2 separate regions of the Homo sapiens genome follow, and region 2 is linked to region 1. Evidence: chromatin loops called from intact Hi-C (ENCODE). Cell type or tissue: OCI-LY7. All regions are shown on one strand. Each heading gives the region's core, and the rest is flanking DNA. Links, peaks and the distances in the headings are about the cores only. Region 1 has its middle 20 kb from the start of SNHG20. Region 2 holds the start of LOC107985089 (a long non-coding RNA gene).

The links. A loop is a pair of places that touch in the nucleus more often than their neighbours do. Peaks named below come from ENCODE experiments on the same cell type or tissue, not always from the same donor. Only the 100,000 strongest peaks of a DNase experiment are listed, where the experiment ranks them.
Region 2: a loop joins it to region 1, with 5 times the contacts of the local background. A loop is called at or near these places in 29 of 110 quality-filtered maps.

Annotation. Positions count from the first base shown.
Region 1 is chr17:77,060,333-77,076,600 of GRCh38, reverse strand. No RefSeq gene overlaps it. Among named protein-coding and RNA genes, the nearest start is that of SNHG20, 20 kb to the left of the region's middle. RefSeq lists a silencer at 9,520-9,814. In OCI-LY7, for the core only: a CTCF peak has its summit at 9,621 (motif pointing right); a DNase peak (open chromatin) is centred at 9,640.
Region 2 is chr17:76,808,570-76,824,837 of GRCh38, reverse strand. It overlaps LOC107985089 (a long non-coding RNA gene), which reads right to left and starts at 1,898. Exons shown (of 4, transcript XR_001753021.2): 1 at 1,857-1,898. RefSeq lists a silencer at 12,245-12,445. In OCI-LY7, for the core only: CTCF peaks have their summits at 4,622, 7,920 and 8,124 (motif pointing left); DNase peaks (open chromatin) are centred at 4,597 and 8,107; H3K4me3 peaks cover 383 bases; H3K27ac peaks cover 950 bases.

The DNA of each region.
Region 1 (16,268 bases), core at 4,750-12,749:
CTCGATGGGCTATGGTCTGTAGTGGGTCTGTTCCTCCCTGTGTTTGCAGAAAAACCGGCAGAGGCATAATCGTAAAGTTTTATTCTCCTGTCTTCTTCTGCTCATTTGTAAGGGCTTCCAGACACACATAACTTACTGATAGTCGGACTCTGAAAGAAGCTTCTCCAAGGATGCCTGCTGGGTGATGGAAATGAGGCTCTTCAGAATTGCTCAACTTTCTATCACTATGCAGTTATCGATGGTGGCATTCCTGAAGAATATATTGCTCTTGCAAGCACTTGCTGGGGCTTTCCAGGGTCTTTCGAATCCATTTTGATTTGTTTACAGTTGCTGGCCTGTTTGGTGACTTGGAGATGGTGATATGTTGGGATGATGCCCAGGATGTCCAGGAATAGACTTTGCGGGTAGAGAATGACAGGAGAATCTCTCTGCCTTCTTTTTCCCACTGTTTTCTTTTCTTTTCTTCTTCTTTTTTTTTTTTTTTTTTTTGAGAGGGAGTCTCGCTCTGTCGCCAGGATGGAGTGTAGTGGTGCAATCTCAGCTCACTGCAACCTACGACTCCTGGGTTCAAGCGATTCTCCTGCCTCAGCCTCCCGAGGAGCTGGGATTACAGGCATGCACCACCATGCCCGGCTAATTTTTTTGTATTTTTAGTAGAGACTAGGTTTCACCATGTTGGCCAGGATGGTCTCGATTTCCTGACCTTGTGATCCACCCGCCTCAGCCTCCCAAAGTGCTGGGATTACAGGCGTGAGCCACTGTGCCCGGCCCCTTTTTTTTTTCCCCAAGATGGAGTCTCACTGTTGCCCAGGCTGGAATGCAGTGGTGCAATCTCGGCTCACTGCAAGCTCCGCCTCCTGGGTTCAAGAGATTCTCCTGCCTCAGCCTCCTGAGTAGCTGGGATTACAGGCACCCGCCACCACACCTGGCTAATTTTTTTTTTATTTTTAGTAGAGACGGGGTTTCACCGTCTTGGCCAGGCTGGTCTTGAACTCCTTATCTCGTGATCCACCCGCCTTGGCCTCCCAAAGTGCTGGGATTACAAGCTTGAGCCACTGCACCTGGCAATTTTTTTTTTTTTTAAATACAGGCTCTTGCTCTGTCACCCAGGTTGGAGTGCAGTGGTGTGATCATAGTTCACTGCAGCCTCTACCTCCTGAGCCCAAGCAGTCCTCCCAGCTCAGCCTTCCGAGTAGCTGGGACCACAGCCACACCCAGCTAATTTTTGTATTTCTTGTAGAGAAGGAGGTCTCCTTATGTTGCCCAGGCTGGTCTTGAACCCCTGGGCTCAAACAATCCTCCCGCATTGGCCTCTCAAAGTGCTGGGATTACAGGCATGAGCTACTGCACACAGCCCACTCTTTTTTTCTTAACCTAACAGTTTGCCTAGGACAGAAGTCCATGTAGCAGAGGAACAAGCACACAGACTCTTGAGTCAGGCAGCCCTGAGTTCAAGTCCTGAATCCCCCAACTGCAGTCCCTGAGATCCTTACTTCCCATCCTTTACTCCCTCCTGGTCTATGAATGATAAATTCCCATCCTCCCAAACGTGATCTTGCAGTGACTCTTGCTAGAAAGTGCAGAGTGTGTGGTGAGCGAGGAAACGACGGCGCGCCTGGCCTGCAGTGGGCTCACGTGTTCTTGCTCATCTCTCCTGTGCTTCCTCCATCTGCCACGAGAAGACTATGCCCTGGGTGGCCGCTGGGCCCAGAATGATGAAGATGGGGCCAACCTGAACCCAACCTGCAACCTGGAGATGATCCCGGCCAACCCGGAGAGCTGTGCGTGAGAAAAATAAATGTTGACAGGGGTTGGCATAATTTTTTCTGTAAAGGGCCAGACAGTCTCAGCTGCAGTTTCTCAATTCTGCCCCTGTGGTACAAAGGCAGCCACAGACAACACAGAAACAGATGGGTATGGCTGGGCCCAATAAGACTTTATTCATGGACACTAAAATTGGAAATTCACATAATTCTCTTGTGTCGGGAAATATTCCTTTTTTGATTCTTTTTTTAACCATTTAAAAACATAAACTATTCTTAGCTCATGGGCTACAGAAAAGTAGGCAGTGGGCTAGATGTGGCAGTAGTTTGCCCAGACTTGCTGTAAGCCATTGAGATGTGTGAGGTTTCTCTGTTACAGAGCAAAACTGACTAATATACCCTTCTGTTTGTGCAATCTTGAACAAATTACTTATCCCCCCCTAAATCTCAAGTTTCCTTCTGTTTTTCTTTCTTTTTTTTTTTTTTTTGAGACTGATCTCACTCTGTTGTCCAGGCTGGAGTGCCACAGCACGATCTCAGCTCCCTGCAAATTCCACCTCCCGGATTCAAGCGATTCTCCTGCTTTGGACTCCCGAGTAGCTGGGATTACAGGCACGTGCCACTATGTGGGGCTAATTTTTGTATTTTTAGTAGAGATGGGGTTTCATCATGTTGGCCAGGCTGGTCTCGAACTCCTGACCTCAGGTGATCTGCCCGCCTTGGCCTCCCAAAGTGCTGGGATTATAAGTGTTAGCCACCATGTCTGGCTAAATCTCAACTTTCTTATCATAAGATGGAGGTAACAGTAGAATATTCTCATTGTAAATGAAATCATGTACAGGAATTGTTTTAATTATAGATGTTTAATATATTATGGTGTTATTCTACATACTGTCATTCTAGTAGAGGGAGGGGACAGGAGTTCTTCCCCCAAACCTAAGTCGACTGAGGCTGTGTTTCCCTCTCAGCCAAGTCAAACAAGTGGGGCTCCAGGAAGATAACTCTTCAAGACTGGGGGTGCCGGCAAGCAGAGGCCATGGGCAGCTCACTCCCTGCCAGATGCTTACAGAGCTGCCAAGTCTGCAGTCTCCTTTGTTCCTGCTCTCAGGACAGCCTGGGGTATGGAGAAGGTGTGCCCAGGAGCTTGGCCTGGGTTCCCAGGAGTATAGTGTATATGTGAGCGTAGAGACCGGGGTCTGCTTCCCATCTTGAAAGAATCCGACTGGAGCAGCTGGTGATGGCTGCGCAGGTAGGGACTGTGATGCAATTGCCCAGGAGAAAAGGATAGGGAGTCCCCCACCCATATGTTTACAGCACTTAGAAAACATTGCAGAGGACCTCATTGATACCTGTGGCTCCGTGTGAACGACCATGATACCAAAGGGAAGCAGGAGCCGTGACCCGCCCAGGGTGCCCTCAGTGAGGGACATCTCACCCAGAGAAGGTGGTAAGGGCATGGACCACTGGCAGAGCTTGAAGGGAAATATGGACATCCCTTTTCTTTTCTTTTCTTTACTTTTCTTTTCTTCTCTTTTTCTTTCTTTTTCTTTCTTTTTGACAGAGTTTTGCTCTTGTTACCCAGGCTGGAGGGCAATGGCGTGATCTCAGCTCACTGCCACCTCCGCCTCCTGGGTTCAAGCGATTCTCCTGCATCAGCCTCCTGAGTAGCTGGGATTACAGGCACCTGCCACCATGCCCAGCTAATTTTTAGGAAAGATGCGGTTTCACCATGCTGGCCAGGCTGGTCTCGAACTCCTGACCTCAGGTGATCCACCTGCCTCAGCCTCCTAAAGTGTTGGGATTACAGGCGTGAGCCACGCACCTGGCTGGACATCCCTTTCTGAAGGTATCTTCAGTAATGGAGAAGTCCAGTGTCAGTCTAAACATCACTCCAGGAAACATGGCGGGTGGGGAGTGATGGGCACACCATCTCCATGGAGACCACCCGGGGGCAGGTGGTACCAGAGCCTCAGAGAGAGATGGAGAGCACCTCCATTCTTATCTCAGAGCCACAGCTGGGCTGCTGCAGGGGGAATGGGACCTCAGAGCTTTGAATTAGACATGGGGTTGTGGTTTAAAACTGGAAAGCTTTCTAATAACTGAAAATGATCAGAAAAAAATATAGGATCTGCTTAAAATGTCATTTGGAGATAGAAAGTGGAATTTGACAGAGTGTGGCTGAAGGCATTGATTAGAGAAAATATAAAACCATTTTATGTTTATATCCCCTGAGTCTGAGATTGCTCAATAAACCAGTTAAACATTTGATTACAATCCTCATGTTTTCCCTTCACCCCATCTCCCTAGCTCCCCTGCCAGTGGGAAAATGTCACAAGCTGGTTTCACACTTTTGCTTAAGAAAGGAAGGAAAAGGAAAGAGGGGAGAGAAAGAAAGAAAAGCTCAGTGTCATGGCTATTTTCAAGGACACACTTAAGTCCAGCATGCACTATTTATTTCTGGAACTCCCCTGAGTTAGATGTAACCACAGTTATCTTCCTTCTAGGGTGATTTTACTCAAGGAAAAAATGTTATCCCTAGTGTTCACTTGCTTCAGTCCTTTCAGGCAAAGTCAGAAAGATAGAACCTGCTCCATTTGCAGAACAGCAAGGAAGGAAGGAGAGAGAAAGAAAGAAAGAGAGAGAGAGAAAGAAAGGAATGAAGGAAGGAAGGAAAGAAGAAGGAAGGAAGGAAGGAAAGAAGAAGGAAGGAAGGAAGGAAAGAAGAAGGAAGGAAGGAAGGAAAGAAGAAGGAAGGAAGGAAGGAAAGAAGGAAGGAGAAAAGAAAAAAGAAGGAGAAGGGAAAGAAAGGGGAGAGAAGGGGAAGGGAAGATAGAACCACTCCATCAAGGTGGATCTCAAGAGCCATCTGAAGAAAGCCTAACAAGAAGAGGACCCAGAATCTTTTTTTTTTTCTATTCTGTGAGAAGTGCTTTCTCCAGGTTGCAGTCAGTTATCTTGATCTTGTCTTCATCTGCCCAAGTAGTTTGGGTGGCCTCCAGGTCCCAGGAGCTCAGACCATCCCTGAGGCTGGCCGTTGCTGTCACCCACCAAATTGCTCTTGAAATCTCCTTTATCCGGTTTTGCAGGGGCAGATACGAAAAAGAACAGGGAAGGTTTGGCCTCCGGGCCCTCCACTTCTGTTTTTAAAGTACTCAAAGAACAAGGCGCTTCTGAAGCCAGAATGATAAAGCTGGCTTCACAGATGTCACTGGTGATGGGCGGATGAAAACACAAATGCAGGCCTTGGCTTTGAGAAAGCGAGGAATGCCTGAGAAGGGAATGGTGGATAAAGCGCACATGGAGGCCGGGCGCGGTGGCTCACGCCTGTAATCCCAGCACTTTGGGAGGCCCAGGCGGGCGGATCATAAGGTCAGGCGTTCCAGACTAGCCTGGCCAACATGGTGAAACCCCATATCTACTAAAAACACAAAAATTAGCCGGGTGCGGTGGTGCGTGCTTATAATCCCAGCTACTCAGGAGGCTGAGGCAGGAGAATCACTTGAACCTGGGAAGCTCACAATTGCAGTGAGCTGAGGTCATACCATTGCACTCCAGCCCGGGTGACAGAGCAAGACTCCATCTCAAAAAAAAAAAAAAAAAAATGGCATACATGGGACCCCCACAGCTATCTGCCCAGCCCTTAGCACCCTCAGCTTTCGGGAGGTGGGAGGAGTGGGGAAAGAGAGTGGCAGACAGGCTCCTCTTCATGTCTGCATCTCCCACCTGCTTTCTGTGAGCCACGTTGGTCATCCCCGCACCAGGTTTGCATAGTAGCCATGACAGCTTGTACTGGAGCCGCATGGTGGGTTGGAAAGGCGTTTATCAATCCAAAACACTCCAGTCATTGGCATATTTTATGGGATTCCAAAACCATGGAGAGTGGAGGAACGTTCTTCCCCAAAGCTTCCCTCAGGAGACAGAGAGGAAAAAAAAAAAAAAAAAAAAGAGGAATGAGAGAGACGAAAAGGCTTTTTTACTCCCCAAATTGGAACCACACTTCAGATGAAAATAATGTGTCTTGAAGGCAGTGATAAGATAGAAGAGAAAATTGCTCTAGAAATGTTCATGACGGTGTCTCCCTCTTATCTCTTTGTGCCCCTGTCAGTTGGAGACACAGTGTTTTCTGCTGATTGAGAAAACCCAGAATATGGAACAAAAGCTGTCTTTAAAGCGTGGTCTCTGAGAACATTAGCCCGTTTTTTTAACGTCTTTAATTTCACGGCTTCAACATGTACGGTTGTTTGACAATTTCATGAGGCAGCTGTGGGGAGAAAACAAAACGTGGCTGCCAATTAGCGCTGTCTCACTTGTCTGTCCAACTGCTCCGTCTTTTCTGAAGCCTTACATGCATTTTTCCAAGCCACTTGGCTTCTTCGGTGCTGGATATTTAATTTGCCTGGAACATTCTCACAGATCAGCATTTCATGAGAGCCTCGTGGAAGGCCTGTCTGACGGTGTGGTGCTTGGCTGGAGGGCAGCACCTGTACCTTCCTGGTCAGTTCTCATCAGAGAAAAGGTGTCACTTGCTGTCTTTCATATGTTGAAGTCCTAACCCTCAGGACCTCAGAACTTGCCCTTATTTGGAAATAGGGTCTTTGCAGAAGTAATCAAGTTAAGATGAGGTCATCAAGATGAGCTCTAATCCAAAGACCAGTTTCCTTATAAAAAGTAAAATTAGGCCGGGCGTGGTGGCTCACGCCTGTAATCCCAGCACTTTGGGAGGCCGAGGTGGGCGGATCACAAGGTCAGGAGATCGAGACCATCCTGGCTAACATGGTGAAACCCTGTCTCTACTAAAAATACAAAAAATTAGCCGGGCGTGGTGGCGGGTACCTGTAGTCCCAGCTACACGGGAGGCTGAGGCAGGAGAATGGCGGCGTGAACCCGGGAGGCGGAGCTTGCAGTGAGCCGAGATCGCACCACTGCACTCCAGCCTGGGCGACAGAGCGAGACTCTGTCTAAAAAAAAAAAAAAAAAAAAAAGTAAAATTTGGGCCAGGCACTGTACCTCACACTGTAATCCCAGCACTTTGGGAGGCCGAGACGGGTGGATTACTTGAGGTCAGGGGTTCAAGACCAGCCTGGCCAACATGGTGAAACCCTGTCTCTACTAAAAATACAAAAATTAGCTGGGTGTGGTGGCAGCCTCCTGTAATTCCATCTACTTGGGAGGCTGAGGCAAGAGACTCGCTTGAACCTGGGAGGCGAAGGTTGCAGTGAGCCAAGATCATGCCACTGCACTCCAGCCTGGGGGACAGAGGGAGACTCTGTCTCAAAAAAAAAAAAAAAAGTAAAATTTTGACACAGTTATACACATAAAGGGAAGCTGATGTGCAGAGACACAGGGAGAAGATGCCATCTATAAGCCAAAGAGAGAGTCGGGGAGCAGCTGCCTCCCTCAGAAACCGTGGAAGGAACCAACCCTGCTGACACCTTGATCTTGGACTTCTGGCCTCCAGAGTGGTGACAGAAGAAATTTCTGTTGTGTAAGCTACTCAGTTATTGTTACTTTGTTATGGCAGCCACAGGAAACCAAACAGTTATTGAAAAAGCCCCTGTGGTCTGGAGAGTGCAGAAGGCTGCCTCAGTTTCCCCAGTGTGGCTGAGCATGACCTTGGTTTAAGAGAGATGAGGTTGAAACAGGGTGAGCTTTACTCGGCCAAGATTTCTCATGCTTCTTCTAGCATCCACCCCACCCACCTGACTCATACCTGTTGGGATGCAGCAGGCCGGGAGACTGGGGAGGGGACAGCAGCCTTCCCTCTGGTACTGCTCATTCAGCACCAGATCCTCCAGACTGTGGGGCCCTGCTCTGGCTATCCCCAATGCCCTGGATGAATCCAACATCTTCCCCTGGCCAGCACATCCCTGACTGCCTGGCTGTTGTCTTCCCAGGGGCTCTGGAGCTAATCTGGTAAACATTTCCTTTACATATTTAAGGCTAACCACTTTACCCAAGACAGCCTGGCTTTCTAGAACATTCTTTCACACTCAGAATAATTGTCTGGACACTGGTCCCTCAGAGGCCAGTGTGAGAGCATCTTCTCCCGTATCCACTGCCCAAGAGGAGGTGCCACTCAGCTGAGGGGCTTGAGTGGTCTGTCTTTTAGGGCTGATTTGGGCTGAACAGTATCCTCCAAAAGATATGTTCAAGTCCTAATCGCTGGTACCTGTAAATGTGACTTACTTGGTAAAAGGGTCTTTGCAGCTGTAATGAAGATGATGTAGGCTGGGCACAGTGGCTCACGCCTGTAATCCCAGCACTTTGGGAGGCCAAGGTGGTCAGATCACTTGAGGTCAGGAGTTCCAGACTAGCCTGGCCACATGGTAAAACCCCATCTCTACCAAAAATATAAAAAATTAGCTGGATGTGGTGGCGCAAGCCTGTAATCCCAGCTACTCAGGAGGCTGAAGCAGGAGAATCGCTTGAACCTGGGAGGCGGAGGTTGCAGTGAGCTGAGATCATACCACTACACTCCAGCCTGGGCAACAGAGTGAGACTTTGTTTCAAAAAAAAAAAAAAAGAAAGAAAGAAAGAAAGAAAAAGATGATGTAAAAGGCAAATACATCTTGGGACCCTGAAATCACTAAGCCAAAGGCTGGGAACTGCAAAGATTTAAAAAAAAAAAAAAAAAAAAAAAAGCTACACACCTCTCTCACAATTTTCCCACACGAAAATTCGGTAGACAAAGGACAAACAGAACTCAAAGTCACCCTCTGCTCACCTGAGGCAAACGCATATCTGCTTCCTTGCCGCCATCGTTTCACTGAGCCAGGCTGGACGCTGGTATAAGTGACCATTCCGTTACACTACTCTCACAGGTAAATGGTGTATGCAGTAATCAGGTGGCTAATCAGAGGCTAAAAGAATGCAACTGTTTCTCTCTTATCTGCCTATAATCAGGAAGCCCCTTGCTTCAAGTTGTCCCACCTTTCCAGATCGAATCAACATACATCTTACACATATTGATTGATGTCTCATGTCTTCCTAAAATGTGTAAAACCAAGCTGTGCCCCAGCCACCTTGGGCACATGCTGTCAGGACCCCCTGAGGCTGTGTCACGGGTGCGTCCTTAACCTTGGCAAAATAAACTTTCCAAATTGATTGAGATGTCTCTCAGGTACTTCTGGGTTCACAACGAGGTCATGCTAAAGGTGGGCCCTAAATCTAACAAATAGTGTTTGGTTTTTTTGTTTTGTTTTTTTGAGACGGAGTCTCTGTTGCCCAGGCTGGAGTGCAGTGACGCGATCTCAGCTCACTGCAAACTCCACCTCCCAGGTTCAAGCGATTCTCCTGCCTCAGCCTCCTGAGTAGCTGGGATTACAGGCGTGCACCACCACGTCCAGCTAATTTTTGTATTTTTAGTAGAGACGGGGTTTCACCATGTTGGCCAGCCTTGTCTTGAACTCCTGACCTCAAGGGCTCTGCCTGCCTCGGTCTCCCAAAGTGCTGGGATTACAGGTGTGAGCCATCATGCCCGCCGGACCTAAAAGATGCTTTAGTTAATCTGTTTCGGATTGGGAGGGCCTGGAAGAAAAAGAGCTAGCTATGTTAATAGAGATTCTTTACAGATGCAAATTTTCCCCCACAAAGGACAGCTTTGCAGGGCCATTTCAAGATATGGCAAAGAAACATGTTTTGGGGTAAAGTATTTTGATTTTCTTCCTTGTCTCGTAATGTTATGCCAGAGTCAGGTTGGAAAGTAAATCACAATATATAGGGTTAAATAAAACCCATCTGATGAGAATTTTTGATTTATAGGTCATGACTCCCAGACCCCTTAGGAATTTGGGCAAGATACAAAAATCAGTTTAGTTCTCACCAGAGAACTTGAATCCCAGCAGGAGTCTGGGAGCCACTAGATGGCAGTCAAGACTGAGGCTGGACCAAGTCTAAACCAGCGGCAATGGCCACATGCCCATGGTGGGCAGAGGCAGGGCGGCCCCCTTGGGAGGGGAAAGGGAGGACGCCGCAGCCAGCTGTGTCTGTGAGGGACAAGGCAGGGGCAAAAGTCACTATTCAGGGAGGATGGAGGTTTGAAAGCCCAGGAGCTTTCACGTGAAGAAGAAACCAAGTTCAGAAATGTTCAGAGGCTTACCTGATGTCACAAATCAGTGTCTTGGACACAGAGCCCAAAACTGGCCCTGGGTCTGGTTTGCCCACCATGTACAAGAGAAATTCATCTTAGCTGGCTCTGACTTAGAAAGAGGAAGAAGGTGCCCTTGGGGAGGCCACCTGGGCTCTCCATTTTGAAGCAGGCAGCTGTCCAGAACTGCAGCTCTTCCCCACAGGGGCTACCTGGCCAGAGGCTGCTGGGTCAGGCAGTGCTCACCTGTCAGGTCAAGGAGGCCCAGGGAGGTGTGTGGGGAGCCACAGCAGCAGGTTGCAGTGGGTCCCTGGGGTGGGTGGGATGCTTATGGGTCAGATTAGGGACCTGTGTGTCCCTTCCACGGGCAGCTTTCTGCACAGCCTTCCCTCTCCATAAGTGCAGAAAGAGATCGAGGCCTCCTGGTCACTTGGAGCAGTGTTCTTTATTCAGACAGGATCCTTCTGGGTTAGTTCATCCAGATTTTTGGAAACTTTGGGAGAAGCATCCATTGTCATTTATGTGCAAGTCTGGCCACATCTAGTTTCCCTGAGCCAAAATTGCAGCCACCTTGTAAGATGCTTCACAGGCTCTTGGTACCTGATGTTGACAGCGATAAAAAGGCAAAGGGGAAGGTTAGTGAAGACTTTTTAGTTCTTAAAAAAAAACCCATAATGATGAGTAACATTTATCAATCGCAAATGATGGGCCAAGCATTTTGCGTGCATTGCCCAATTTAGTTCTCACAACCACCCTTGAGATAACAAACAAAATGAAGAAGAAACCAAGTTCAGAAAGGCTCAGAAACTTGCATGATGTCACGAATCAGAGCCTTGGAGTCAGGGCTGAAGCAGGACCTGGGCCTGGTTAGCCCACCCTGTACAAGAAATGCCCTCCAGCTGTGCAAAAGCCAAACCTTAGGACAAGAGAAGGGGAGCTAAAATTGTCGTGAGAAAGAGTTTAGAGGAAGCAATGAAACTTTAGGGATACAAAAATTGCACAAGCTCCCATTTCACTTTTCCCCAAATATTAATATCTTTCGGAACCTTAGGAAAGATTATGGGCTGGGCGCAATGGCTTACACCTGTAATCCCAGCACTTCAGGACGTCGAGGCAGGCAAATCACTTGAGGTCGGAAGTTCAATACCAGCCTGGCCAACATGGCAAAACCACATCTCTACTAAAAATACAAACATGAGCCAGGCGTGCTGGCAGGTACCTGTAATCTCAGCTACTCTGGAGGCTGAGGCAGAAGAATCGCTTGAGCCCGGGAGGCAGAGGTTGCAGTGAGCTGAGATTGTGCCATTGCACTCCAGCCTGGGCGACAAGAGCGAGACTCCATCTTGGAAAAAAAAAAAAAAAAGATTATGGGCTGGGCGTGGTGGCTCACGCCTATAATCTCAGCACTTTGGGAGGCTGAGGAGGGCAGATTGCTTGAGCCCAGGAGTTTGTGACCAACCTGTGCAACATGGCGAGACCCCATCTCTACAAAAAATATAAAAATTAGCTGGGTGTGGTGACGCGTGCCTGTGGTCCCAGCTACATGGGAGGCTGAAGCAGGAAGATTGCTTGAGCCTGGGAGGCCACAGTGAACTGTGATCACACCCCTGCACTCCAGCCTGGGGGACAGAGCAAGACCTTGTCTCAAAAAAATAAATAAATAAATAAAAGAGAGAGAGAGAGAGAGGTTATGTGAAAAAAGAGCTCCATGGCTAAAATGGGTTGGGAAGCTGTAGTTTAAGTAAAGTGCAGCGGGGTTCTTTGCGGCTGGGCTTGCTTGCCTACGTCTAGGACAGAGTGACCCCGGCTCACAGCCAGCACAGAGAGGATCCCCATCCTGCCACTTCAAGGAACTGATGGTGTTGGAAATGGATTCTTCTTAGAACCTCCTGATAAGAACCCAGCCTGGCTGACACTTTGACTTTGACCTTATAAAACCTGGATCAGAGAAACTAGCCAAGCCAACCTGGACTTCCGACCTGTGAACTAATTAATACATTTGTGTTGTTTTAAGCTGCTGAAGTTGTGGCCAATTTGTTACAGTAGCAACAGGAAATTACTATACTCACATATCATGACTTTTCTCCAATCCCATGTCCTAGACAAAGCTGTCTGATCGCTGGCCCTCCCCTCAGGGCCTGTCACTCTCTGCCTTAGTGCCAAGGTGAGGCCTGAGGGTCAAAATTCAGAGGTCCTTTTGAAGTTCTCTGTCCTCAGGGGTCTTTGAAACCTGGAGCCAGAGGAAGACAGGCAGAGAATAATTGCTTGGCCAAACGAAGTTTATTTTGAATTCCAACATAGAGATTCAAAATCTAGAAGCCAGCCAGGCATGGTGGCTCACACCTGTAATCCCAGCAGTTTGGAAGGCCAAGGCAGGAGAATCACTTGAGACCAAAAGTACAACGTCAGCCTGGGCAACACAGCGAGACCCCATCTCTACTAAAAATATAAATAAAAAAATTAGCTGGCTGTGGTGTCAGTGCCTGTAGTCCCAGCTACTCAGGAGGCTGAGACAGGAATACTGCTTGAGCCCAGGAGATCGACGCTGCAATGAGCCATGTTTGAATCACTGCACTCCAGCCTGGATGACACGGCAAGACCCTGTTTCTTTTTTTTTTCTTTTTTTTTTTTTTGAGACAGAGTCTCGCTCTGTTGCCCAGGCTGGAGTGCAGTGGCACGATCTTGGCTCACTGCAGCCTCCACCTCTGGGGTTCAGGTGATTCTTGTGCCTCAGCCTCCTGAGTAGCTGGGATTACAGGCTCATGCCACCACACCTGGCGAATTTTTGTATTTTCTGTATTTTTAGTAGAGACACGGTTTCACCTTGTTGGTCAGACTGGTCTTGAACTGCTGACCTTAAGTGATCTGCCCGCCTCAGCCTCCCAAAGTGCTGGGATTACAGGTGTGAGCCACTGCACCCGGTTTTTTTTTTTTTCAAGACGGAGTTTCATTCTGTCCCTTAGGCTGGAATGCAGTGGCATGATCTCAGCTCACTGCAACCTCTACCTCCTGGGTTCAGGCGATTCTTTTTTTTTTTTTTTTTTTTTTGAGACGGAGTCTGGCTCTGTCGCCCAGGCTGGAGTGCAGTGGCGCAATCTCGGCTCACTGCAAGCTCTGCCTCCCGGGTTCACGCCATTCTCCTGCCTCAGCCTCCCGAGTAGCTGGGACTACAGGCGCCCGCCACCACGCCCGGCTAATTTTTTGTATTTTTTAGTACAGACAGGGTTTCACCATGTTAGCTAGGATGGTCTCGATCTCCTGACCTCGTGATCCGCCCGCCTCGGCCTCCCAAAGTGCTGGGATTACAGGCGTGAGCCACCTCGCCCGGCCTGAGACTCCATCTCAACAACAACAACAACAACAAAAGATATGTACATGTCAATGTATGTACATTATGCTTCAAAAGTAAATTAGAAAAAAATAATTATTTAGAAAGAAATAATTGGGTATCGTGAACAATCATTTGCTGTTTAGAGGAAAGGTGTTCCAGCTTTACAGATAAAGCACAATTTCTCCCCAGCATCCAAGTGACACACACTTCAACAGGCAGGGTTGGCCTTGGGGTTCAATGGCAATTGACAGATACTGCTCTATTGCAGCTGTGCGCCATCCCTGGTGGATCCTGATCATATAGGAAGTTCATCAATGTGTCACCAACTGAGAAAGGATGGGAAAGACTGGGATTTGATGCAGGTCTGACCGAAGCAAGATGGCTGGAGCCGAGGACCTTTTGAGCCTGTAATCGCAGCCACTCCAGAGGCTCAGGCAGGAGTCTGGAAGCTCGAAGCCACAAGGAGCTATGTATGTATGTATGTATGTATGTATGTATGTATGTATGTATGTATGTATATATGTGTTTGTTTATTTATTTATTTATTTTGAGGTGGAGTCTCACTCTGTCGCCCAGGCTGGAGTGCAGTCGTGTGATCTCAGCTCACTGCAACCTCCCCCTTCCAGGTTCAAGCCATTCTCCTGCCTCAGCTTCCCCAGTAGCTGGGATTACAGGTGTGCAGCACCCTACCCAGCTAATTTTTTGTATTTTTAGTAGAGACGGGTTTTACCATGTTGGCCAGGCTGGTCTTGAACTCCTGACCTCAAATGATCCACCCGCCTCAGCCTCCCAAAGTGCTGGGATTAGGGGCGTGAGCCATCACACCCAGCCCTCAGTGAGCTATGATCCCACCACTGCTCTCCAGCCTGGGCAACAGAGCAAGATCTTGTCTCAAAAACTAAATAAACAGGCCAGACATGGTGGCTCATGCCTGTAATCCAGCACTTTGGGAGGCTGAGGCGGGCAGATCACCTGAGGTCGGGAGTTCGAGACCAGCCTGAACAACATGGAGAAACCTCGTCTCTACTAAAAATACAAAATTAGCCGGGCGTGGTGGCGCAGGCCTGTAATCCCAGCTACTCAGGAGGCTGAGGCAGGAGAATCACTTGAACCCGAGAGGCGGAGGTTGCAGTGAGCCGAGATGGTGCCACTGCACTCCAGCCTGGGCAACAAAGGCAAAATTCCATCTCAATAAATAAATAAATAAATAAAATAAAGTAAAAAAAATGAAACTGTCCCCACTTAAAATTTTTAAAAGAGCATAGATAGCAGTAAAATGTAGTAAAATAATTAGTAGTGATGTTTTGAGCATCTACTATCTTTTTATGTAATTGATGTAACTCTAAGTTTACATAATTTATTTTTAAATAATGGTCCCATGGAACAATTGGTTTGCCAACGTCCTGAAACTTGAACAGCCTTGGGAGCCTGTCCGAGCTGGCGCCAGAACCTCACTGTTTAGACCAAATCTGAGAAAAACAAAGGCCAGAGCCACCCTGAGCAGGGGGTTTGGGCAGGAGCCAAGTCATTGAGATGTCAAGGGGGAAGAATGGGATTTTCCTAAGTAATGCTCTTCACTGAGACAGCACAGCTCCTGGGAGTGTCATGAACAAAACAGGCTCTTAGCAAGTGCTGGCCCACGGGACAGGCGCTAGCCCTTCCCTCGGTTCCATGCCCGCTGGTTCTTTATGTATGATCTCAATATCTTGTATCTTTATGCCCTGATTCACAGCTTCCGTCGTTTTTCGTGTCTTTCTTGTTAGTTTCTATTTGGTTTCCATGTCCTCTGCATGGACTTCGGTGTCTAAATGTTAGTGTGAAATTTTAAGGTCCCAGATGTCCCATTCTGTCTGTGAGTGGTTCTCAACCTTGGCTGCACCTTGAGATCACCTGGGAGGCTCTTAAAAATCCTGAAGCCTGGGCCAGGCACAGTGGCTCACGCCTGTAATCCCAGCACTTTGGGAGGCCGAGGTGGGCAGATCACTTGAGGTCAGCAGTTCGACACCAGCCTGGCCAACATGGAGAAACCCCATCACTACTAAAAATACAAAAATTAGCCGGGCATGGTGGTGGGTGCCTGTAATCCCAGCTACTCGGGAGGCTGAGGCAGGAGAATTGCTTGAAGCTGGGAGGCAGAGATTGCACTGAGCTGAGACTACGCTACTGGACTCCAGCCTGGTCAACAAGAGCGAAACTCCGTCTCAAAAAAAAAAAAATCCTAAGGCCTGGGCCCCATCCCTACCCCTAGATTCAGAATTAATTGCTTTTAGGTGCAGCCATCACAGGGCTGTTGATAAGCTCCCCAGGTGAATCTAATGTGGAGCTCGGCTTGAGGTGTGATTCACATTCGTTAATGAATCCAAACATTCATCCATCATCAAACGCTGAGTGGGCTTCACTCACTCATGAAACACTGACGAGGTTCCTCCCATGTGCCAAGTCCGTGATACGACCCAGGCATTGGAGAAATGGAGTGAAGAACACTGTCCCAGCCCTTGATGAGCTCACAGTGAAAGTGTAATGGGGAAGGCAAACAGGCCACCAAATAGAAGTCTTTTTTTCTTTTTTTTTGAGATGGAGTCTTGCTCTGTCGCCCAGGCTGGAGTGCAGTGGTGCTATCTTGGCTCACTGCAACCTCCACCTCCCGGATTCAAGTGATTCTCCTGCCTCAGTCTCCCCAGTAGCTGGGATTACAGGTGTGCGCCACCAAACCCGGCTAATTTTTGTATTTTTAGTAGAGACAGGGTTTCACCATGTTGGCCAGGCTAGTCTCGAACTCCTGACTTCAAGTTATCCGCCCACCTCGGCCTCCCAAAGTGTTGAGATTACAGGCGTGAGTCACCGTGCCCAGCCAATAACAGTCTTGGTGGTTCCCTTTCCCACATCCATTGCAAAAAGTACCCCCATGTTTCTCCACCCGTGTGTGCATCCCTTTGTCCTGCGTGAGCAGGAGAGCTGAACCTCACAGTAGCTTGGCTGCCACCCAAACCCTGCCTTGGGGCCGTTTGTTTCTTTTAGACATGGTCTGAAAAATAAAAATAAGGTCCAAAATCCTCAGCAAAGTCCATTCAGATCCCCACGGCAACTG
Region 2 (16,268 bases), core at 3,229-11,228, 250 kb after region 1:
AGTGATGCAGCCACAAGCCAAGGAGTGCCTGGAGCCCCCAGATGCTGGAGGAGGCAAGAAACGGACCCTACCCTCGAGCCTTCGGAGGGAACACGGCTCTCCCACACCTTGATTTTGGATGTCTGCCTTCTAGAACTGAAATAAATACCTGCTGTCAGCCGGGCGCGGTGGCTCACGCCTGTAATCCCAGTACTTTGGGAGGCCAAGGCGGGAGGATCACGAGGTCAGGAGATCGAGACCATCCTGGCTAACACAGTGAAACCCTGTCTCTACCGAAAATACAAAAAATTAGCCGGGTGTAGGGGCGGGCGTCTGTAGTCCCAGCTACTCTGGAGGCTGAGGCAGGAGAATGGCATGAACTCGGGAGGCAGAGCTTGCAGTGAGCTGAGATCGTGCCGCTGCACTCCAGCCTGGGCGACAGAGTAAGACTCTGTCTCAGAAATAAAGAGAGAAAAAATACCTGCTGTCCAGACATCCGGTTTGTGGTCATTCATCACAGCAGCCACAAGAAACTAACACCCCGGCTATGCTCAGCCGCATGAGAGGACAGGAATCAGTCAACCGATGGGCCATCAAATGGCAGGGAGGGAGGGACCCTATTCAGCCCGGCTGACCGTGAGGAGAGGAGCTGAAGAGGGAAATGCAGGATGGCACTGAGCTCAGGAAAGCATGAGGCGAATCCCAGAGCAGGGGGTAGGTTTACGGTGGAACACTCAAGGTGGGTGGAAGGATGCTGAAGGCAAGGCTGCGGGCAGCTGAAGGACAGTCAAGAGGAGACACAGCCCAGGAAGGGCTGGGGTCGGGGGAGCAAAACGGAGGGTGAGCAGATCAACTCCACTTCCAGACGTGTCTCGGCAAAGCTCAACCATCCAAGAGCAGGAGCGGGGGAACCAGCAAGGTGCTCTGGGCAGGTGCGTGTGTGCAGAGGTGTGCAGGACAGGGAGTGTGTGTGGTGTGTGTAGGTGTGGTGGGTGAGCGTTTGAGTGTGTGCAAGACTTTATGAGGGGCCCGGCGCGGTGGCTCATGCCTGTAATCCCAGCACTTTGGGAGGCCGAGGTGCGTGGATCACTTGAGGTCAGGAGTTTGAGACCAGCTTGGTCAACATGGTGAAACCCTGTCTCTACTAAAAATACAAAAATTAGCCGGGCGTGGTGGCACATGCCTGTAATCCCAGCTACACGGGAGGCTGAGGCAAGAGAATCGCTTGAACCCAGGAGGCAGAGGTTGCAGTGAGCCAAGATCATGCCATTGCACTCCAGCTTGGGTGACAAGAGCGAGACTCTGTCTCAAAAAAAAAAAAAAAAAGTTTATGAGGGAGAGTGTGCAAGTGTACAGGTGCATGTGCAAATGTATAAGCGGGTGAATGTGTGTGTGTATGTGTGCACAGGCACCCAGGAGAGGGGAATACAGAATCAAGGTTAGAGGAGGCCAAAAGCAGTGACTTACGCCTGTAAACCCAGCGCTTTGGGAGGCTGAGGCAGGAGGATTGCTTGAGGCTAGAAGTTCAAGATCTGCCTGAGTAACATAGCAAGACCCTGTCTCCACAAAAAAATTAAAAATTAGGCAAAGCACCCTGGCTCATGCCCGTAATCCTAGTACTTTGGGAAGCCAAAGCCAGAGGATCACTTGAGCTCAGGAGTTTGAGACCAGCCTGGGCAACACAGTGAGACTTCAACTCTATTTAAAATAATTATGGCCGGGTGCGGTGGCTCACGCCTGTAATCCCAACACTTTGAGAGGCTGAGGCAGAAAGATCACTTGAGTCCAGGAGTTTGCGACCAGCCTGGGCAACATGGCAAAACCCCACCTCTATAAAAAAGAAAATACAAAAAGTAGCCGAGCATGATGGTGCCTACCTGTTAGTCCCAGCTACTCGGGAGGCTGAGGTAGGAGGATTGCTTGAGCCTGGTTGGTTGAGGCTGCAGTGAGCTGTGATCGTGCCACTGGACTCCAGCCTGGGTGACAGACGAGACCCTGTCTCAAACAACAACAAGAAAAAATATTCGCTTTTCCTTACCTTGAATGCCACTGGGTGAAAATGGTGGTCAGAGTTCCTCAGATCAACTCAGTTGAAATAGAAATGTTCCAGGGGGCTCCTAAGACACGTCACTGAGAGTGGGAATTCCAAGTTTCCCAAAAGCCCTCCTGCCGCTTCCCAATACCCACCTCCTCCACCTTCCACCTCATTCTAAAGCCCAGGCTCATACCCAGAGGGTGCTAGGCCCAGTGGCCCCACACACTCCTCCTCCTCACTGGCCTCCTTCAGAGGCCCAAGTGACAGCTGGGCAGTGCTTGTGGGTGATCTCAGCATGAGCACCCACGTTTTTAGCTGCAGAAGAGAGGAGCTTGAACTAGATGATTGCAAAGATGAGGGACAGCTCCAACATAATGCTGCTGGCTGTACACTGACAAAGTGCCTTGAAGATCACGGGCTTGATGTCACCATGAAGTGATGCTGAGTGGAGGCCAGCATCCACTGGCCCCGTGCCAGAAGAGGAACAGAGCCTCCTGCACTCCACTCTGCCGGGTCCAGAGCTTCGGAGCCTCTCTGCCACAGCCAGGGCTGACCCCACCCCCTTTCCCATCCTGACCCAGGCCTCCAGGACCCCAGCTCCAGATCAAGTGGCAAAATCCATTGTTTAAAAGGAAAAGGTGGGCCGGGCATGGTGGCTCATGCCTGTAATCCCAACACTATGGGAGGCTGAGGCAGGTGGATCACCTGAGGTCAGGAGTTCGAGACCAGCCTGGCCAACATGGCGAAACCCCATCTCTACTAAAAAATACAAAAATTAGCTGGACGAGGTGGCAGGCGCCTGTAATTCCAGCTACTCAGGAGGCTGAGGCAGGAGAATCGCTTGAACCCGGGAGGTGGAGGTTGCAGTAAGCCAAGATTGCGCCATTGCACTCCAGCCTGGGAAACAGAGCAAGACTCCATCTCAAAAAAAAAAAGAAAAAGAAAAAGAAAAAAAAAAAGAAAACATGGGCCAGGTGCGGTGGCTCACGCTTGTAATCCCAGCACTTTGGGAGGCCGAGGCGGGTGGATCACTTGAGCTGAGTTCAAGAGCTCAGGAGTTCAAGACCAGCCTGGCTAAGATAGTGAAACCCCGTCTCTACTAAAAATACAAAAATTAGCTGGGCATGGTGGCGGGAGCCTGTAATCCCAGCTACTTGGGAGGCTGAGGCAGAGAACTGCTTGAACTTGGGAGGCGAAGGTTGCAGTGAGCTGAGATCACGCCACTGCACTTTAGCCTGGGTGACAGAGTGAGACTCCATCTCAAAATAAATAAATAAATAAATAAAAGATGGCCAGGCACGGTGGCTCACGCCTGTAATCCAAGCGGTTTGGGAGGCCCAGGCAGGTGGATCACTTGACGTCAGGAGTTCAAGATCAGCCTGGTCAATATGGTGAAATCCCATCTCTACTAAAAATACAAAAATTAGCTGGGTGTGGTGGCATGCACCTGTAGTCCTAGCTCCTCTGGAGGCTGAGGCCAGAGAATTGCTTGAACCCAAGAGGCGGAGGTTGCAATGAGTGGGGATCATGCCACTGCACTCCAGCCTGGGCAACAAAGCAAGAGTCTGTCTCAAGGAAAAAAAAAAGAAAAAAAAAAAAGGACGACCAGCATTTTGATCTAGGCTGGCATTGGTCCACATGCTCCTTCTCTCAGGAGAAGGGGATAATTGTGATGTTTCTGATTCACTGAATTTATTGAGGGTCTCCTCTGTGCAAAGTGGTCTCACTCCTTATTTATACCTAATCAAAGGACCATTTGAGCACCCCCTAAATGATGCTCACCTTAACCCCATGAAGTAGCCATTTCTTGAGTGCTGCAGTGAAATCGAGGCCTGGAAAAGTTACACCTTTGCTCAGGGTGACATCTAAGAAGTGGGGGGATGTAATGTGAACCCAAGCTTCTCTGTCCCCAAGGCCCCTCTCGGCAGCATAGGGAGAGGATCATCATGTTGGCAGCCTGTGCCCACACCGCATGGCTTCCTACTCTGCTCCTAGAAAAGGGGCCCTCACAGCTGGCCCCTGGCCAGGAAGCCTGCTCCCAATAGCAGCAGATGCCCCAGGAATGGCGACCTCCTTGGCAGGGTACCGGAGGTTAAGGGCAGAATGGTTTCTGCTAGCAAGGCAGCCCTGGGGCAGGTGCCAGATGGACCTGAGAGCATGCCAACTGCTCTGGAGTGATTTCCTCCTGATTGCCTCCTGCATGGCAAGGACCTGCCCTCTCTACCTTAATAAAATTGGATCCCCATCCTACAAAACTAGACATAGAGAGAGACGCTGTCATCCAAGGGGAGACTGAATCTTGGATTCTAGAAAAGAAGAGTTGGGACTGCAAAGTCAATTCCCTTTATGCACCCCCGACTCCAACTTTCCCTCCCCACACTGCGCCCTCCATCCCCCACCCTTCATAACCTAAGGACAGACAGTTGATTTTTGTTAACAGAGTAAGTGGTTCCAGTAACCACCTTTCAACACAGCCCGGAGGAAAAAGGGAACTTCTCTGCCTGGCATCTTTCCCACTGTGGTGCCCCAGGGGAAGCTGTCCCTTGAGACACTGTGGAGAGCCCCAGGCTGCCCACCTGCAGAGCACTCCAGAGGCCTCTGGACTCCCCCAGCTGCTGAGGTTGGGTAGAGCCTTTGCTATCCCCTCTCCTGCAAGCCCAGAGGAGGCAGCTCAGAGCAGAAGGGAACCTCTGTCCTTTCAGAGCTTGGCCCCAGGTTAGGGCAAAGGGGATCCAAGTCTCTCCTTTCAGAGCAGGGCTCACCTGGGCCAAGCACTCTGGGGCCCTCTGGGACAACCCTTGCCATTTGCCCTCCCCTACAGGAGGGACTCACAGTGGCTGCCGAGCTCTTGCCTGTCCCATCTATCCAACAGCATGGGACCTGGCAATTATGGCAAGCTAGGAAGTTATTAAAAGGTAAAGTCTATTTTTAGGAAATCAACAGCAAACTGAGGACAAGGTAGGAGAAAACAATATCTGCCTTCTGGGACTTTGCAGCTTCTGATGCATGTGATTGAGCCTCAAGATGTAAGCAGCCCACCCCAGTGAAGTGGGGGAAGAGGCAGCCCTCCACCCACCAGGCATCCCCGGAGCAGAGCCTGCTGGGAGGTGACCTCTGGGAGAAGAAGAAGTGCCAAGGGAAGTCTGCAGTGGCCCAAGGGAAGGGGGCACAGAAGGAAAGCATCTAAAAATGGAAGTCTTAGAACATAAATTATTCAAAAACAGGATTATTTAACTGGAAGTTAAAAATGAGAGAATCATTACACACCCTTGCCCAAATGTTAATGCCCTGGAGAGAAGGCGTATTACTTTCCTCGGGTCACCATAACAAACTATCACAAGCTGGGTGGCTTAAAACACCAGACAGGTATTTTCTCACAGTTTGGAAGCCAGAAATCTGAAATCGAAGTGTTGGCAGGACTGGTTCCTTCTGGAGCCTCCAAGGAAGAATCCATTCCACGCCCTCTCCCAGCAATAGCTGGAGTTCCTTGGCTTGTCGACGCGTCGCTCCCATCTCTGCCTTCATCTTTTTTTTTTTTTTTTTTTTTTTGAGACCGAGTCTTACTCTGTCACCCAGGTTGGAGTGAAGTGGCATGATCTCGGCTCGCCACAACCTCCACCTCCCAGGTTCAAGTGATTCTCCTGCCTCAGCCTCCCAAGTAGTTGGGATTACAGGTGCACACCACCACACCCAGCTAATTTTTGTATTTTTAGTAGAGATGGGGTTTTGCCATGTTGGCCAGGCTGGTTTCAAACTCCTGGCTTCAAGGGATCCACCCACCTTGGCCTCCCAAAGTGCTGGGGTTATAGGTGTGAGTTGCCATGTCTGGCCTCTGCCTTCATCTTCATGTCACCTTTCCCTATGCGTCTCTGTGTCTCAAATCTCCCTCTCCTTTCTCTTATAAGGATGCCAGTCATTAGATGTAGTAGGTACTCTGAATCTAGAATGATCTCCTCTGGGGATCCTCAACTTAATGACATCTGCAAAGACCCTATTTCCAAATAAGGTTAAGTTCACAAGTACCGATGGTTAGGACTTGGACATATTTTTCTGGGGGACACGACTTCACCCACTACAGAAGGGTAACCGACTCACCCTATAAAGATAACAGGAAAATTCATCTAAATTCCAGCAAGGGCAGCTTAAGTTGGATGGCAGCTACGTCTTTCTGATGGCAAACACTGAGGATGGGAGAATCTATTCCTTGAATGCAGGTGAGGGACAAATGACCTCCAGAATCAACCTGATAACTCCCATACTAAGTTCACGTAGAAAAGCAAAGGGGCTGGACTCAATGGCTCTTGCATGTGATTCTTGCAATTTGAGAAGCCGAGGCAGAAGGATGACTTGAGCTCAGGAGTTCGAGATCAGCCTGGGCAACATAGTGAGAACCCATTTCTTAAAAAAAAAAAAAAAAAAAAAAAAAAAAAAATATATATATATATATATATATATATATATATATATATATATATAATTAGCTGTGCATGGTGGTGCACACCTGGCACACCTGCAGTCTCAGCAACTTGGGATACTGAGGTGGGATAATTGCTTGAGCCTGGGAGGTTGATATGGTTTGGATTTCTGTCCCCACCCAAATCTCCTGTAGAACTATAATCCCCAGTGTTGAGGGAGGGGCCTGGTGTGAGGTGACTGGGTCATGGGGGTGGACTTCCTCCTGGCTGTTGTTGTGCCAGTGAGTTTTCATGAGATCTGGTTGTTTAAAAGTATGTAGCCCCTCCCCCCTCTCTTCCTCCTGCTCCAGATATGGAACTTCAACTTCCACCATGATTGTAAGTTTCCTGAGGCCTTCCCAGCCATGCCTTCTGTACAGCCTGCAGAACCGTGAGCCAATTAAACCTGTTTTCTTTATAAATTACACAGTTGCAGGTATTTCTTTATAGCAGTGTGAGAATGGACTAATACAGAGATCGAGGCTACAGCGAGCTGTGATTGCACCAGTGCACTCCAGCCTGGACAATAAGCAAGACCCTATCTCAAAAAAAAAAAAAAAGAAAGAGAAAAGAAAAGGGGATTGCAGCAGTCACTGAGGGCTAGAGGAAAATGTCATTGAATGACTACAAGCAGCAAAACTCCCCAATAATAAGGGCCACTGAAAAGACGACAATGGTAAAGGCACAAATGACAGTGGACTAAAGTCTCTCCTGTGCACACAACTTTCCACTCTCCAGGCTCCTCTTAGCAACCTGAGGCAGCATTAAGTGTTGTTGTTGTTGAGACGGAGTCTTGCTCTGTCATCCAGGCTGGAGTGCAGTGGCGTATTTTCAGCTCACTGCAACCTCCACCTCCCAGGTTCAAGCGATTCTCCTGCCTCAGCCTCTCGAGTAGCTGGGATTACAGGCATGCGCCACCACACCCGGCTAATTTTTGTATTTTTAGTAGAGACGGGGTTTCACCATGTTGGCCAGGCTGGTCTCAAACTCCTGACCTCTGGTGATCCACCTGCCTTGGCCTCCCAAATTGCTGGGATTATAGGCATGAGCCACCGCACCTGGTCTAAGTGGTTTTGATGTAAAAAAATGTATATACATATATATATACCTGTTCTACTGCAGGAATTCTAGTGCTGAAGAAAAAAAAAAGGACTCTTAGTTCAAAATGAATTTATATATTTAACTGTGACTTTCTAGGCTTCCTGTTAGATGTTTTCTTCTGAGGTCAAAGGCAACAAGAGCTAAATGAATCTCATTCTTACTAGAGTTTATTTGCTGTTATATTTTTTGGCAAAACCACTTTCAAAACAGTAATATCTGGAAAGGTTTTCAATTTTCCCTGAATTGAGTTCTCAGTGCCTTTCAAAGAGGAAATGACAGATAAGGACAGTGTATGAACTCAGGGATTTAAATAGGAACATCAGATACCTCCATGCCACCCCAGAGAAGAATTGAGGAGGGGTGTCAGGAGAGCGCAGCAGAGCCTCATTTGAAAGGCTGCATTGAAGTTCAAATTGCATTTTAATTTACTATGCCAGTTCAATTCCTCTTCCGTCCCAGCCCTGGGGGTTAGCCACACAAAAAGGAGGCACACTTCACAGTAACTCCCTCACAATACAGAAAATCCGATTGCAAGAGCGGGTCGCCCTCTGCAGGGCACGAAAGGATGTGAGCCTGGTCTCCGAGCCCTGAGGTTTCTTTCATGCAAGACTTCAAAAACAGCACAGTGATTCCTACACACTTCAAGAGACCATTTCCGCCTGGAATTTGTTAATTTGGTAAGCCATGAAGGATTAGAAGGCCAGAGGGCCATGGCTAAAACTTTTGCCTAGGCATTTGGAATTCATCTGAAGCTACTAGCTAAGGGTTGGTGGTGTTTGGTTGACTAGGGACATAGAAACAGTGGTGAGCATGGGTCCTGCAGGGACTCCACCTGGGTGAGAATCAGAGCATTTTCTTTTCTTTTTTTTTTTTCAGACAGCGTTTTGCTCTGTTGCCCGGGCTGGAGTGCAATGGCGCGATCTCAGCTCACTGCAACCTCTGCCTCCCAGGTTCAAGTGATTCTCCTGCCTCAGCCTCCCTAGTAGCTGGGATTACAGGCATGTGCCACCATGCCCAGCTGATTTTGTATTTTTTGTACAGACTGGGTTTCTCCATGTTGGTCAGGCTGGTCTCGAACTCCCAACCTCAGGTGATCCGCCCACCTTGGCCTCCCAAAGTGCTGGGAGTACAGGCGTGAGCCACTGCACCCAGCCGAATGAGAGCATTTTCCTTCCTTCCTTTCTTTTTCTGTCTTCCTTCCTTCTTCCTTCTCTCCCTCTCTCCCTCCCTTCCTTCCTTCCTGTCTTCCTTTTCTTTCTTTTCCTTCCTTCTCTCCTTCCCTCCCTCCCTTCCCTTCCTCCCTTCTTTTTTTTTGAGATGGAGTTTTGCTCTGTCGCCCAGGCTGGAGTGCACTGGCACAATCTCGGCTCACTGCAACCTCCGCCTCCCAGGTTCAAGCCATTCTCCTGCCTCAGCCTCCCGAGTAGCTGGGATTACAGGCGCGCACCACCATGCCCAACTAATTTTTGTATTTTTTTTAGTAGAGACAGGGTTTCACCATGTTGGCCAGGCTGGTCTCGAACTCCTGACCTCACGATCCACCCACCTCGGCCTTCCAAAGTGCTGGGATGGATCTTGTTCTGCTGCCCAGGCTGGAGTGCAGTGGCACAATCATAACTCACTGTAACCTTGAACTCCTAGGCTCAAGCAATCCTCCCATCTCAACCTCCTGGGTAGCTGGGACTACAGGTGCATGCCACCATGCCCAGCTAATTTTTATTTTATTTTTTGTAGAGATGGGGGTCTTGCTATGTTGCTCAGGCTGGTCTTGAACTCCTGGCCTCAAGCAATCCTCCCGCTTTTGCCTCCCAAAGTTCTGGGATTACAGATGTGAGCCACCACACCAGGCCCAGAATATTTCTTGACTAACAGACACCCTGGAAGCCATCATGGCCAAACCTTTATTTTCAGATGAGGATATTTGGTCCAGAGTGTCTATGACTTGCCTGCAGATGCCCACATGGGACCAGAATCTAGGTTTCTCTGTTGTCATCCTTCCTCAGACCCTGACAGGGCAAGCAACAAACTGGAGGAAAGAGGAAACCTTGGGAGAGAAAACCTGCCCAGGGGTCGGGCATCCTGGAGCTTGGCCTGGCCTTGTTTGACATAGGACTTTGCTAGGAGCTGAAAGCCCAGCTCGAATGTCTCATAAGAAAGTTGTGTTGTTTTATCCGGGCAAATCCTGGCTTGTTCCGGGTGTGCAGACTGTGCACAGCCAGTGTTGCTGAAGCTCTGTGTGATGCTGTGTTGGATTGGAGGTTCTGGGAGGGCACAGCTCTGTGGCTTTTGCTCTCTGGTGTATTCCTTTCCTCTACCCTACAGTAGGAGCTGGGGATTTGCAGAATTTATCCCAATAAGGAGGCATGCTTTAAACATTTTTCATACAGTTGGGGTGATTTTTACACTGATCTTTCTTGCCTGCTCCTCCTTATAACAAATAATTTAGTAGACAACTGGCCAAAGTTATAGGTGCTAGGTGAAGCTGTCTGGGAATGACACTGGGTACCTACTGAGTGAGCCAATACTGACAATGCTAGCATTTCTTGTGGTCCGCAGTCTTCATTAAAAGTAAAATTTTGCTGGGGTGTAGTGGCTCACGCTTGTAATCCCAGCACTTCAGGAGACTGAGGCAGGTGGATTCCTTAAGGCCGGGAGTTCAAGACCAGCCTGGGCAACATGATGAAACCTTGTCTCCACAAAAAATACAAAAATTAACTGGCATGATGGTGCACACCTGTAGTCCCAGCTTCTTGGGAGGCTGATGTGGGAAGATCGCTTGAGCCTGGGAGGCAGAGGTTGCAGTGAGCCAAGATCACACCACTGCACTCCAGCTTGGGCAACAAAGCAAGACTTTGTCTCACAAAAAATAAAAAAAATAAAAAATAAAATTTTGCCCAGCACAGCGGCTCACACCTGTCATTTCAGGACTTCGGGAGGACCATGTGGGCAAATTGCTTGAGCTCAGGGGTTACCAACCCGGGCAACATGGCAAAACTCTTTTTTTTCCGAGATGGAGTCTTGCTCTGTCGCTCAGGCTGGAGTGCAATGGCGTGATCTCAGCTCACTGCAACTTCCGCCTCCCGGGTTTAAGTGATGCTCCTGTCTCAGCCTCTGAAGTAGCTGGGATTACAGGCGTGCACCACCACCCCCAGCCAATTCTTTGTATTTTTAGTAGAAACGAAGTTTCACCATGTTGGCCAGGCTGGTCTCGAACTCCTGACCTCCTGATCTGCCCACCTCGGCCTCCCAAAGTGCTTGGATTACAGGCATGAGCCACTGCGCCAGGCCTGGCAAAACCCTGTTTCTACAAAAAATTCAAAAATTAGCCGGGTGTGATGGTGTGTGCCTGTAGCCACAGGCTGAGGTGGGAGGATCACTTGAGCCTGGGAGGTCTCAGGCTGCAGTGAAGTTGCAGTGAGCCAAGGGTCACACCACTGTGCACCAGCCTAGGACAACAGAGTGAGACCCTTTCTCAAAAAAAAAAAAAAAGGTAAAATTTTGGTGAAACTATTCTATGTGCCACTATAATGGTGGACACATGCCATATAGATTCGTCAAAATCCATAGAATCAAGAGTGAACCCTCGTGTGAACTAGGGACTTGGGGAGATGGTGATGTGTTAATGTGGGTTCATCAGTTGTAACAAACCCACTCTATGGAGGACGTTGATAGTCGGGGGGTTATGGGTGGGGGAGGAGGAATAGGGGATATGTGGGCACTCTATGCTTTCTGCTCAATTTTGCTGTGAACCTACACATGCTCTAAAAAATAATGTCTCTTTAAAAAAAAATTTTTTTTTGAGACAGGTTCTCTCTCTGTTGCCCAGGCTGGAGTGCAGTGGCATAAACTCAGCTCACTGCAGTCTTGACCTCCTGAGCTCAAGCAAACCTTCCACCTCAGCCTCCCAAGTAGCTGGAACAACAGGCAGTGTGTGCCTGGCTAATTTTTGTATTGTTTTATAGAGATGGGGTCCCACTATGTTGCCCAGGCTGGTCTGGAACTCCTGGGCTCAAATGATCTGCCCACCTCAGCCTCCCAAAGTGTGAGATTACAGGTGTGAGCCACCGTGCCGGGTTTCTTGTTTCTGCTTCTGACATGACATCATCACGTCTCCTTCTGTGACTCTGACCCTCCTGCTTCCCTCTTACAAGAGCCCCATGATGACACTGGGCCCACCCAGATAATCGAGGACAATCCCCTTCTCAAAATCATTAACTTCATCACAGCCATATAAGGTAACAGGCTCTGTGTATTAGGACATGGGCATCTTTGGGCACTCATGATTCTTTCCACCACACCCACCAAACAATTAAGTGCTAAATTATGTGAAAACTTTTTTTTTATTTTTTGGAGATAGGGTCACTCTGTTGCCCAGGCTGGAGTGCAGGGGCACACTCTCGGCTCACTGCAACCTCCGCCCTCCTGGGTTCAAGCAATTCTTGTACCTCAGCCCCCCGAGTAGCTGGGATTACAGGCGCCCACCACCACGCACGCTAATTTTTTTTTCGTAGAGATGGGGTTTCACCATGTTGTCCAGGCTGGTCTTGAATTCCTGAGCTCAAGCGATCCACCTGCCCTGGCCTCCCAAAGTGCTGGAATTACAGGCGTCAGACACCCAGCCCATGGAGACAGTTTTACTCAAAGAGATAAACTTGACCCATTCCAAACCGCAGCAGTCCCTTTTCAATTCTGAGTGCCTCAGAAGTCTTCAGACTCAGCTAACTCTTGCCACTCCCCACAACAGTGCTTCTCAGGGAGCCAGGGAGACAGTTTTGCTCCCAGGAGATACTTCACAACACCTGGGGTGGTTCCGGTTGTCATAACTTCAGGAGGGAGAGCTCCTGATATCTACTGGACAGAGGCTGGGAGCACTGCTCAACATCCTGCAATACACAGGACAGCCCCCCACGACGCCATACACAACCACAAAAAATGATGAACTCTGAATGTCAAAGGGGCTGGGCTGAGAAACCCTTCTGAGAATAGAGAGAGGATTGTCCAGGGAGCGCTGTAGCTCACACCTGCAATCCCAGCATTGTGGGAGACCGAGGCATGAGGATGGCTTGAGGAGTTCAAGACCAGCCTGGGCAACAAAGCAAGATCCCACCTCTACAAAAAAGAAAAAAAAATTAGCCAGACATGGTGGCACATACTACTAGTCCCAGCTACTTGAGAGGCTGAGGCAGGAAGATCGTTTGAGCCTAGGAGTTGGTGGCTGCAGTGAGTTATAATTGCACCACTGCACTTCAGCCTGGGCAGCAGTGCAAGACCCCATCTCCTAAAAAGAATCCCGGCTGGACGTGGTGGCTCACTCCTGTAATCCCAGCACTTTGGGAGTCTGCAGTGGAGGGATCACCTGAGGTCGGGAGTTCAAGACCAGCCTGACCAACATGGAAAAACTCCATCTGTACTAAAAATACAAAATTAGCTGGTCATGGTGGCAAATGCCTGTACCCCCAGCTACTCAGGAGGCTGAGGCAGGAGAATCGCTTGAACCTGGGAGGCGAAGGTTGTGGTGAACCGAGATGGCATCATTGCACTCCAGCCTGGACAAGAGTGATACTCTGTCTCAAAAAAAAAAAAAAAAAAAAAAAAAAGAATCCTAGCACTTTGGGAGGCCAAAGCAGGTGGATCACCTGAGGTCAGGAGTTTGAGAGCAGCCTAACCAATATGATGAAACCCCATCTCTACTAAAAAGACAAAAATTAGCCAGGCGTGGTAGTGTGCGTCTATAGTCCCAGCTATGTGGGAGGCTGAGGCAGGAGAATGGCTTGAACCTGGGAGGTGGAGGTTGCAATGAGCTGAGATCGCACCACTGCACTCCAGCCTGGCGACAAAGCTAGACTCCATGTCAAAAAAAATAAAAAAGAAAAAAAGAAACAAAGAAAGAAAGAAAAAGAGCAAGGCTCCAGGAACTAGGAAGGCCCGCAGCTGCTGCAGAATTGAAAACATGTGCCTTCAGATCAACCAGCAGCCTAAAAACCAGTGACAGGGACTCCGAGAGTGCATCTCTCTGACCCTGAAGACACACTGACTGTGTAACTCCCACCTCCCCCTTCTTAGACAGCATAGAGCGGCACTGACACTGAAGTCCCCTGCTTGGCACACACCCTGCTCCATTGATCACTTCTCCCCCACCACCTGGGACTGCTGGTTTATTTGCCCAGTGCTGGCACTTGAAGATACTTTATTGCCTTGAAATGTTTTTAACCTTGTTTTTCTTTGCATGAAATGAAATTAATTCTGAAGCTCCCCCAAGGTCATTTTTCATCTCTTCACTCCCGGCAACTCTGGTAAAGAGAGCTCTGAGGCCTTTCTTTGGCAGGCTCTGTCACTTTACCATTTTCAAACAGAAGTGTTAATTAATGCTTGCAGGCTCCACTGAGTTTAAATTGGCTTTACCGGCCAGGCGCCTTGGCTCCTGCCTGTAATCCCAACACTTTGGGAGGCCGAGGCGGGCGGATCACAAGGTCAGGAGTTTGAGATCAGCCTGGTCAACATGGTGAAACCCTGTATCTATTAAAAATATAAAAATTAGCCAGGTGTGGTGGCGGATGCCTGTAATCCCAGCTACTCGGGAGGCTGAGGCAGGAGAATCCCTTGAACCCGGGAGGCAGAGGTTGCAGTGAGCTGAGATCGCGCCACTGCACTCCAGCCTGGGCAACAGAGCGAGAATCTGTCTCAAAAAAAAAAAAAAAAAAAATTGGCTTTACTGTGAATACCTTGCAGTTTCCAACACAGAGAGACAAGTGGTAAAAAAAAAAAATCTGCACAGGACAGCGGGGTGTGGTGGCTCACACCTGTAATCCCAGCACTTTGGGAGGCCGAGGCAGGAGAATGGCTTGAACCTATGAGTTCAAGACCAGCCTGGGCAACATCGTGAGAGACCTTGTCCGTACAAAAAACAAACAAAATTAACCAGGCATGGTGGTCCACACCTGTGATCCCAGCTACTCAGGAGGCTGAGGTAGAAGGATCACTTGAGCGCCCGGAAATCAAGGCTGCAGTGAGATCATGCCACTGTACTCCAGCCTGGGCAACAGAGCAGGACCCTGTACCCAAAGAGGGGAGAAAAAAAAGATAGTTAACGAAAAACCAAACTCTGTAAAATGTTTTAAAGAGGTTTATTCTGAGCCAATAGGAGTGCCTGTGGCCTGGGGTAACAGTCTCAAAAAGGCTTAAGAAAGCGCACCAGAAGTGGTTGGGCTACATACAGTTGGTTTTTTTGTTTGTTTGTTTTCTGAGACAGAGTCTCGTTCTGTCACCCAGGCTAGAGTGCAGTGACACGATCCCGGCTCACTGAAACTTTTACCTCCTGGGTTCAAGTGATTCTCCTGCCTCAGCCTCCCGAGTAGCTGGGATTATAGGCACGTGCCACCACACCCAGCTGATATTTTATATTTTTGGAAGAGATGGGGTTTCACCATGTTAGCCAGGTTGGTCTAGAACTACTGACCTCAAGTGATCCACCTGCCTCGGCCTCCCAAAATTCTGGGATTACAGGCGTGAGCCACTGTCCCCGGCCTACAGTTTGATTTTATACATGGAAGATACACATTGGTTTAGTCCAAAAAGGTGGGATACCTTGAAGTAGGGGCTTACAAATCATAAGCAGATTCAGAGTTTTTTTTTTTGGTTTTTTTTTTTTTTTTTGAGGCAGAGTCTGTCACCCAGCCTGGAGTGCAGTGTCACAATCATAGCTCACTACAGCCTTGATTTCCCACGCTCAAGCAATCCTCCTGTCTCAGCCTCCCAAGTAGCTGAGACTATAGGAGCACGTCACCACACCCAGCTAATTTTTAAATTTTTTGCAGAAATGGGGTCTTGCCATGTTGTCCTGGCTGGTCTCCGACTCTTCAGCTCAAGCGATTTTCCTACCTTGGCCTCCTAAAGTACTGGGATTATAGGTGTGAGCCACCTTGTCCAGCTTCAAAGATTCTTTTTTTTTTTTTTTAAGACAGAGTCTCACTCTGTCGCCCAGGCTGGAGTGCAGTGACACGATCTCAACTCACTGCAACCTCCATCTCCTGGGTTCAAGTGATTCTTCTGCCTCAGACTCCCTAGTAACTGGGACCATAGGCACACACCACCACGCCTGGCTAATTTTTGTATTTTTAGTAGAGATGGGGTTTCACCCTGTTGACCAGGCTGGTCTCAAACTCCTGACCTCAAGTGATCTGCCTACCTCTGCCTCCCAAAGTGCTGGGATTACAGGCATGAGCCACCACACCTGGCCTACTCAGAGATTCTTTAATCTGCAATTGGTTAAAGGAACATAACTTTGTCTAAAAACTTGGAGTTAGCAAAGGCCAGGCACGGTGGCTCACACCTGTAATCCCAGCACTTTAAGGGAGGCCGAGGAGAGCGGATCACTTGAGGTCAGGAGTTCGAGACCAGCCTGGTCAAAACGGTGGAAGCTTGTCTCTACTCAAAATACAAAAATTAACTGGGGCGTGGTGGCAAACACCTGTAGTCCCAGCTACTTAGGAGGCTAAGGTGAAAGGATCACTTGAACCTGGGAGATGGAGGTTGCAGTGAACTAAAATCACACTACTGCACTCCAGCCTGGGTGACAGGGCAAGACTCCATCTCAATAAAAATAAATAATAAATAAATAAATAAAACTTGGGAGTTAGCAGAAAGGAATGTCCACTTTAAGCAGTCAACCACAATATGACCTGCACAATATGATGAGATTA